Linked DNA regions of Homo sapiens: region 1 is linked to region 2. Evidence: chromatin loops called from intact Hi-C (ENCODE). Cell type or tissue: gastrocnemius medialis. All regions are shown on one strand.

Region 1 (5,000 bases), 110 kb before region 2:
AAAAGCTGTCATGTAATTGCAAAACAAAGTCTTATCCTCAGAGCCGTACAGTTATTTTCTTATATAATATTTTATAATATTCAGTGAGTGCAAATGAATTTTACTTTTAGATAAAACCATTTGGTATGCTCCACTTAACTATGAACAAAACAAAACCTATTATTTTAAAAATCTATACTATAAACCACACATTTAAACAATTTCAATAACAACATCATCATTCGGAAACTTTTCTTCTTTCCCCTATGTTTAATTAAAAATATCACTTCAGTCATTTATACTTTCTAAATATAAGTTGTACAGCTATTTCAAATAAATTACATGAAGAGGATAGTCATAAAATAACAACAGAAGTGAAAAATTTTACCAAATACCAAAGTAGGTAAATTGGCTTTCTTCTGTAATTATTAGGAAGACATAAAACTATAGATAGGAAATCTCTGCAGACAATCTGACAGTAATCGCTATATAAATCTTTATATTTTTCCTTTGAAATTCTTATTTTGTTAAAATATCATCTTTTAGTTGTGTTAGCAAAAACATAACGAAAGAATATTCTAAAATATTTGCAAGGCATATGTTTAATTCAGTTATTTTTTTGTGTAGGGAGGACAGAGGAGGATTTCTGCTTTCATCAACAAATAGAAAATCATAATTATATTATTTTTTATATTTTTGCAAGTTATAGAATAAGCACTCTTATTTTTAAATTACTACTTTTTAAACATTAACAATTCATTCACCAAGAAATCAGTCAATAGAAGTAAATCTTTATGAAGTAATAAGTATTTGTGAACAGTGGTAAACTTCAAGATAAATATTATGACGTATTTAATTTAGCTTTTAGCTACAAAACCAACTTAATGAAATCATTTCAGCTAATTCAAATTGTATAATTGGTATATCAAAATAACCAAATTATTGTATTTAAGAAAAAAATAACAAATAGTTGTAGATTATAGTCTTATTCCTCCTTCCAGGGAATACCTAATTAAATTAAGTGCATTTGAATTATTCATTACAATATTTGAAATATGAAATGGATCCAATAAATTGAGAAAGACTTCAATTTAGAATTTAGATTTTTTTTTTAAACTTTCTGGACAAGAACATAGGGAAATAGCATTTTGTTGTAAGTCTTGTAACAGTAGGCATACTAGCAGACAGAACAACTGTACACTTTCCCTTTCACAGATAGAAAACTATTTCAACTACAATTTCTATAAAGTATTAGGGAAGAAAATACAAACAATTTTCAAGAATAACTAAATCCAAATGGTTAATGTAAGTAAAAATCTATTTAAAACAAATGAATTGCAATAAATGTTATAGTCTGGGATTTCTTTTTATTATGCACAGATATTTATCAAGTACAAGTTTTTGCCCCTCTTTTAGTTAATTTAAAAATTTGACCTCATAAGAAATAGAAAGGAAAATATTTTTTGTATTTGCATATACAAATTTTATAAAGATCAAATAAAATCCTTGTCATTAAAAGCAAAACAAACAATTGAAAGCAAGTGAAATATTCAAATAAACATATACGTATTTAACCCAAGTTTAATATTAAGCCCTCTTATAAAACTAAACGGCATCTAGAGATCTCACAAAGCATTTGAAACTAAAAATATGAAAAACAAAGAAAATCATCTAAAGAAAGGTAAGTTTATGAAATAAAATTTACCTACTTTTGCAGCTGTTGTATTTGTTGAAAAAAAGTATGACTTTATTTCATGTGCATGCCAAAGAATGTAGAAATACTGTATATTTAGTTCATCATTTCTCATTATCTAGTATAGAAAACCCACAACTTTTATTACTTTAAATTTCTTATTTTCTACCCTCCCCGCCTATGCCCTCGATGTCTTCAGAGTCTCTTCTGGCCAGCATATCTTCTGCTTGAGGTGGATCAAAATAAAGCCCCCAAACAGACACACACAAAATAACCACCATCCAGCTGAGGAGAAATAGTTTTTCTGCCTTTGCCCTATCCTTATGTGTTAATAAAATCAGCTCATACATTCTGCCACAAAATTCAGCTTGGAAGTAATCCTCTGCTACTTAGAGCTGGATGAAAAGAGTACTCATTGTGAATTATGTTTCATCTGTCACAATAACCTTCTTTATTCTGTCAGGGACCTCCCCTTTGCCTGTGGCAATTAGAGAAAATAGGTATGCGTTGAAGTATGAAATAGTGGGTTCTTAAAATGAAACAAAACAAAACAGAAACTGATGACACATACAGACAGTACTTGCTAAGCAATATACTGCAGATTAGTAGAGGAGGCATTTTAAAGTCATTCTGATTTTACAAGAACACAGTAAAAGAATGCTTTTTAGAATGAGCAGGTGTTATAGTTGCTATTAGTTATTGTCAACATTAGTTATTGATGACAAGCTGTGAATTGTAATTGTACTAAAAATGAAATGTGAAAATCTTTTTATATTGTGTACTTTCTAATTAAATCATGCCATAAGATATATATCATAAATATATAGTATTTATTTAACATATGAAATCGCCATGATTTTATATGCCTTTCACAGATCATAATGAATTTATGTGCTTTTGAGTCTATTTTAATGCTCCAGAATAACATTTTTGCAAATTTTTTAATGGGCAAAAACAAAGAAAAACTTTCCCTTGAAACAGAGCTTATCAGACAATTTTGTTTAATTTAAAATCAATGTGATTATTTGATTTACTTACTCTTACAAATCACTGAAATTACCTGGAGGCAGTTCAAGTTCACCTTTCTGGAATAAACCTGTTAAATGATAGACACCATCTCATTATCTCCTTGAAAGAACACCTCAACTTTTTGGCTTCATAGGTTACAGTCAAAGTTATACTATCTCTAGTTACAAATGAATTAATCTAGAAGATCTTAAAAAGCTTAAAAGGAAAACAAACATAGTTGACAGAAAAGAAAATGCTCCTTCTAATACCAAAAGAAAGTCACTGCTGACGAAGTAACTGAAACGGTCATCGTAACAGTTGGATAAAGACATATAAATAATTTAAGCTAACACGAAATTCATAAAGTCTGAAGAAAAAATTCTTGAGGCTAAAAGGAAAACCTTTTGGCCCACTGCACAGGTTGGGCACAAAAGTGCTTGCTAAGCTATCTATTTCACACATGCAACGACAGAAGGTTCGATATTCATTCGATCGATGAGTGAAAAGGCACAATGGCAAAATCAGACAGACTTCTTTTCAAATACAGATCTCCAATGTCCCCCTCCAGTCTGCAGATGCACGGCTGGTGGTGTGGCTCAGACGGAGCAAGGGTTACATCAAGGCTATTCTCTGGACCGTGCAAACAGTCTAGACCAATGACCTGCAGCATCATGTCCTTTGAAGAAGAGGCAAGTTCGGTCATGATGAAGAAAAATCAAGGCGTACCCCTTTTAACAATAGGGAGCAGCTCGAGGCTGCAAAGAGGTAAGCAGGGTGAGAAGAAAACGGCATCTGCTTCCATGGTTACAGGCCAACTATGAGAACCTTGCTTTTCAAAGGAGTCTGTTCTCAGGCTCCCTCACAGGGTATGTCATGCATTATAAGCAAAGGCAGGTTGAGCTGAAATCCGCATAGTTATTTCAGAGTAAAATGATACGGAGCACATGGCTGGCAGAAAAAACAGTCACATGACTGTTAAGAACCAGACTTGGGCTATTTCAGAAAAGATTTTTTTTTTTTCTTATATCAGTTAAAGAAAGACAGTAAATTTGTATAAAACAAACAACCATGATAAACATGATTTTCATTTCTCAGGCTTTTATGTGAGCAGAGGTCAAGGGTCAAGACACCCCTCCACTCCAATGGCAGGACCATACAGCTTATTGTTAATATAGCTTTATTATGGATATCATTTTAAAATATTTTCCTCTTTTGGGCGGACCATAACATAGAATTTGTGTTCTTGTGAAATTTCTCTCTCTGACCTGATTCTCTTTGATGTGCTCCCCAGGATTTTCTGTGTTTTAGATCTCATGTTCATTTCCGTTGTTAGATCTCATGCGGAGAGGTAGAAGGTTTGGTGAGAAACTTCCTTGTTGTGTGGTTACTCCTCTAAGATAGCGCGAGCTTGCCTCTGCCTCGTGAAATCTGCTTATGGATAATTCAAATCTGCAGCAAAATCATTCGCCTCTGACAATCGTCCTGTTTCTAATTCATGCCTTTGTAGTTTATTCGATGTGTAATACATCAATGAGTCTATAGATTCTAATATCAATGTTTTTTTCTTTTCTGCAAGATAAAGTTGAATTTCATAATATGATACACTAGCAGCTAATGTTATCTGAATAAAAATTTGACAAGCATGAAATGTAACATATTCTGTATTATTAAGGAAAGACCATAGTATATAGTAACCACACAAAATGCACACATATATAAAATTAACATGGATAAGACATTCCTCTGACAATGTACCACAACTCAATATTAGAAGAATTAATATTGGGTTATGTTCTAACTATGCACAATTAACTACAGATGTTCCATGCAGTGTATCCTTTGAGCAATTTTTGTTTGCAAGTATATTGTTAAAATTAGGGAGTGAAAAAGGAAAGAATCTTTCAAAGGACAAGGCATGAAAACAACTTTCATTAAATTTATTTTTCAGAATTTATGTATTTTAATATAAATGGGTACCATATAGTTTTGTGTGTAGATATTCATTTCAAATACTGACCTTGTAGGAAAATATCCTTATAGCTTCGCAAAAGCAATGAAGTGTTGGTGATCATGGTAGAAACAATTTTACGCTTTCAATTAAGAAACCAGAGAAATATTTGCTGGTATGTTTCTCATATAGATGCCTTGATTTGAGTTGGGTTCATGGGCAAACATATGCTTATTGTTTGGTTTCTTTGAATGTGTTGAGGTACATTAGTTTCTATTCTTGCATGGTGAGAATAACTTAAGGTCTAAAAAAAGTGAGCTATTGGAATGTCACTATTATAGTATAATAATCTATACACTAGTATAAGCACTG
Region 2 (5,000 bases):
GTACTGGGAGTAAGGACTTCAGCATCTGAATTTGGGGGGAGACAATTCAGCCTGTAACAGTCATGATATGAATTAACTGCTATTGTGCATGAGATGTCTAACGAAAAGACAGAAAAGAAGTGTAAAGAAGTGATTACTGAGATCAACAAATGTTGCTATAGGACTGCCAGTCTATAGCTACTGCAGATATATATATATATATATATATATATATACATAAAACAATGTGATAGTGGGTGATTTGTAGATGGTAATAGACCATTCAGAGAAACAAGCTGAATATTTTCTTACATTGGAAAAAAAGGGGGACACAAAAGAAATGATTTCCCAGCATTTTATTAGATTCCATAAGAATTCTGAGCATCAAACTATACACTGCTATATATGAAGCCAGATCCAATGGGAATCTTTTGATTTTACATATCGATCACTTTCAAAATAAGGATACTAGCCTTATTTGCTGTGCAATATTATCATGACATATATTTTTAATTTATTGGGTCTTTCAGTTTTTGTGCATCTATAAAGCCTAATAGTTCAGCCTCTCTGTAGGCATCTTTGCTACTTCCTATCTGAGGAAATAATGTTTTATTATAAAATTACAATTTTTTGTAATTTAGATCTCTAGTTTCTAAGATAAGAAAACAGATCTATCATTTGGGGCAAGAATAGAAACAAAATAAACTCTCCTCTTAAAGCAAGGGAAACAACTTTCTGAAAAAAAAAATTGAAGACACACCTTTCATGTATTTTAGGAACATTTCACTTTTGCTCATCTTCTGACTGCATTGTGAACCATCATAGCTAGATCAAAATTAGTTATGTTAATAAACAAAAACAAAAATTCTGTCTATTTGCCTTACATTAAGAGATATCCTTTTGCCTGATGCAACAACAGAAACTAAAATCTCTAACGAAAAACATGCTGGCTTCTCTCACCATCGTTGTCCAATAGGAAGGAATTTGGTCAGGAGTAAAAATAACTCAGTTATGATCCATGTTATTACACTCCTCTGAGCTTCTTTCTCTCTTCCACATGTTGAATGACTTACTGGTTTATTTTTGCCACATACATAATGTTTGGCTCCTATCTCATGTGCAATCAATCTTAATTATTGGATCTCTTTCCCCCCTACAATCAGATCATTTTGATTATTACTTTAATTGTACATTCCCTAACTAACTTCTCTCTAGTTTGTTTTTAACTTCAGGCTACCTGTGGGCATAACGTTGTACAATTCAGAATGTGAATTTTACACTTAGCCTAATAACTAAATAAGCTTAGAAATTTAGGTACGGTAAATTAGGTCACTTGGTACCTTTTCGTACAAGGAAAGCAAACTTCTTGTGTGCCTAGGTGTTGCTTTTGGAGAAACTTTCCTGAGCATTGAGGAGTCAGTGCTAACTCCTGCAAGCATGTGAGTCTCTCCGACTCTGTGATGCCAACTTACCATCTTGCTGTAGTCGAAGAGCTTTAGGTTGGAGTGAATGGGTACCATCTTTGTTCTTAGAGGTGGACTCTAAGGACCTTGTTTTTGTAGGAACACACAAGGGCTATTTTAGTGTTAATTTGAACACATCAGAAGAGTTTACATCAGAATTTCAAAGAAACGTAGGAATCCTTGTTACCTTTAAATCTCAAATTTTCTCCATGATATAAAATATCAGTCTTCTTTTAAAAGATCAGAAATTACCCCAATGACCAGATCCAAATGCTGAACAACAAACAGTCCAGATTTACCATGAGGAATAGGGTTAATATTTGCTCCCCAATGACAAATCCCAACCCGGAACAGATTTCAGCCAGGCAGCTAGCAAAGCTCGCGGGTGAACTGCACAGGCCATGGTGGGTGCAGAGCTCAGAGCCGGAAAGCAAACAGCTGCTGTAGCCTGATTTGAGTTAAAATAGTGTGAGTGTTTAGTCTGGCGCACGGCTTCAGGGGAGATTGGCAGCTGGGTCAAACAAAGTCCTTCCATTGGCTCCCTTCCCAGGCAGCTTCTGCTAGTGTTTAGGTACTAGTGCAGTGTAGAACCCTTTTCTCAGGCAAAACCTAACATCTGACCGCACCCTTTTTGCTATTAAAAAAAAAAAAAAGCTTCTATTTTTTTCCTCCTGTCGTTAAGATAAATTCTCCAGTAGACAACCTCTCCCACTAATTGTGTATTAGCAACGTATTTTATCTTGAGAGCTTGTACACTGGGCTCTCAACGTGGTGTGGAAGGTAGCCTGTTACAGTGCTGGATTCATAAAAGGGCCTTTATGGTTTGTGAAAGAATATCTGTGTGCTTAGGGAGGAAACTTTTTGATCTGCAGAAAAGCCAGAAGACATCTAGGTAAGGCTACGATATCAAATCTACTTTTTTGGGGGAAAGTTGGGCAGTGAGACTGCTTAATCGCAACCAATGTGAGTTTAGAGGGTGCATGTTCACTTTTGTAGAAGTTCAAAATGTACTGACGATTGTTTGCTTATTTTTTGTTTGTTTGTTTAAATCTTAAAGGAATACTGTCGTCTGCGTTTTTACGATTTTGTTTTCTTCTATTGAACCCATTACAGTGGATATAGAGTTTTATTATATAGCGAAATCTTTGTAAACTGCCACAGAAAGAAAGTGTTATTTAGAAGGGAAATTGACAAGTTTTAAAGAGTAATTGTACAATCATTTGAGGACAGAGGAACACTGCATTATACTAATAAGGGTTTAATTACCAAAAAAAGTTTAATGTTGCTTTGGAAGGAATATTAAGTAAGTTGTCTTTGTCTCTTACTTTTTAATTTTAGTCGCTGATTTAGCCTGTTGGGTCACATTTTTTGTTAGTGCTGAAGGCTGCCATGAATCCGTAATGAGGCCCCTTTGCACATGATTTTGGCACTTGGCCAAAATCAACTTCCCAGCGGCAAGCTTTCTCTAAAGAACCTGGAGCAATTTCTTTCTTTTTTTTTTTTTTTTTAAATCAGGAATCATGTCTGAAAGCTGCCACAACCAGTTGTATAGGCATGTCAAAATGACTTTATACAGTCAATATGAAACAAGCATTAAATATTTTTTCTCATGTTGTTGCTTTTATCATTATGAATTCCTTGCTTGTTGCCACCTAAGATACGATGGAGCAAGCACAGTCTTAAAGAAGATTTGCTGATTTTTTGTTTTTCTCAGCAGACCAGAGTAGGTATGATCATCTTATTGAGAAGTATACAGTGCAAAAAAGGTTTTTCAAAACACTACAGGATAAATAACAAATGAATTCTTAAAACTGTTAATCTCTGTAAGTAATACTCAGTGAACAGTAAGTAATGGAGTTTTCTAGAAGTTTCATCGTGCGCGCAATTAAGCTTAACATTTTTATAGTGTTTTTGTCTATGTTAAAAGGTAGCATTTGGGATTTTTAAAAATGTCAGCATTTGCTATATAATTTTAAAAACGTATTAACACCTTGATATTATTTCTAACAAATGTTTTAATAGAAATGCTTGGTATATAAACATGGCTGAATAACTTTTAAGTAATTGTGTTTAATTGCTGTTTTGCAATAAAAGGATAATTTTTCATGAAATAAATTTTGAAGCTCAAAGGTACTTAACATCCAATTTCTGGAACTGTTATTAATTTTGATATTACTATAACTGAATTTTGTTCTGTAAGCCAATTTTATACTCTAGTGTTTTAAGAGTTAAATTCACGAGTGGCAATGAAATACTATAGCAATCAAATATTAACACCTCAAATTTTCTATAGCCATTTTCAATAATATCTTTAGACATTAAACATAGGTACTCTACAGAATAATTAGAAGTAGAAAAGTGTAATATCAGTTGCTCTATTTTGTTTTTTTAAAAGAAATTTTATTATCACTATCGTAAATACTATTATGCCTTGTGTGTTAATCTGTAGTAATCCAGAGTGCAACTTTATTTTACTAGAAACAGTCATATTTCTCTTTAAAATATTGATGAGAATCAGATACATTATTTTTTAAGAGTGACCTAATTAAGAGATTTCTTAATAGGCATGTTTATTCTGTATTTGTCTTCCCTTTACAGTATAGAATATTGCAAATTTTGGTGATAGAAAAAATCATATTAATTTTAGGTAAATTTTAGGATTAGAAATTGCCTCCTGATTTCCTTCAGGTCATTTTTTGTAAATATACAATTTATATTTGTTTTGCTGTGGACCAAATTATGATACTGTAAAAACCTTGCTATTAGTTTAACCGAGGAATGGAGTGTTTGGAATTTTCATACTAGTCAACATTAAAAGCCATAGAAGTTATAAATTGTTATTAATAGAAATTTACCTAGATAAGGTCTCTTTGTATGTGAGTTTACAGCTGAATTCTTATTTAATGTAATCTTTGTAATTTATATAAAAGCAGTTAATAAAGGTAAATATTTCAAAACTTGGATTAAAAACCAAACATTTTCACATTTATTATCATGAAACAGGTGCAGGAAAAATAAGATAGCTTCTCTTGTTGAGCATGATTCTCACTTAAAAATTAATTTTGAATTCAATTTTAATTTTAATTTTAGCTCTTACACACATCTTCTGTTTTTATTTTTTGATTATTTTGAATCAGTTGTTGTACTTAGCATTTGAAATTGATAGATTATTTTTCTAATATTTACTAAGAAATGTTTTAACTGAAAATTATAGGGTATTCTTTGTTAATCAGAGCCCATAGCAAAGTAAATGCCATCAAATATAGAACTTTTGGAGTACACAGAAGTGTTAGTTTGCGAGTTCAGAAGAAACTTACTTGTACACGATTACTGACAAATGTTTTTTAGTTGAGGTAGAAACAAGTAAGTATTAAGGACAATTTAAATTATCTTCCTTACTGAAATAGCTAAAAAAATTGCTTTCTTTTGCTATGGCAATGCGTTGTAATTATTTCCATAATCTAGGCTTTTTAGCAGAATTATTAGCTAGTTTTCCTTAGGACCAAAAATGCAAAACACTGATTACATTTCCTTCATTGAGTTAACATTTTAAAAATA

The links. Hi-C counts contacts between places; a loop is a spot of excess contacts. Peaks named below come from ENCODE experiments on the same cell type or tissue, not always from the same donor. Only the 100,000 strongest peaks of a DNase experiment are listed, where the experiment ranks them.
Region 1: it touches region 2 in a loop (7-fold over the local background); 7 of 110 quality-filtered maps call a loop at or near these places.

Annotation. Positions count from the first base shown.
Region 1 is chr21:16,306,321-16,311,320 of GRCh38, forward strand. The region is part of intron 4 of MIR99AHG (mir-99a-let-7c cluster host gene); the gene reads left to right. Among named protein-coding and RNA genes, the nearest start is that of SNORD74B, 24 kb to the left of the region's middle. RefSeq lists an enhancer at 2,521-4,161. In gastrocnemius medialis, no CTCF peak of the experiment used is centred here; no DNase peak of the experiment used is centred here; H3K4me3 peaks cover 4,222 bases; H3K27ac peaks cover 4,193 bases.
Region 2 is chr21:16,417,408-16,422,407 of GRCh38, forward strand. The region is part of intron 5 of MIR99AHG (mir-99a-let-7c cluster host gene); the gene reads left to right. Among named protein-coding and RNA genes, the nearest start is that of MIR99A, 120 kb to the right of the region's middle. In gastrocnemius medialis, no CTCF peak of the experiment used is centred here; DNase peaks (open chromatin) are centred at 1,904 and 2,864; H3K4me3 peaks cover 4,478 bases; H3K27ac peaks cover 5,000 bases.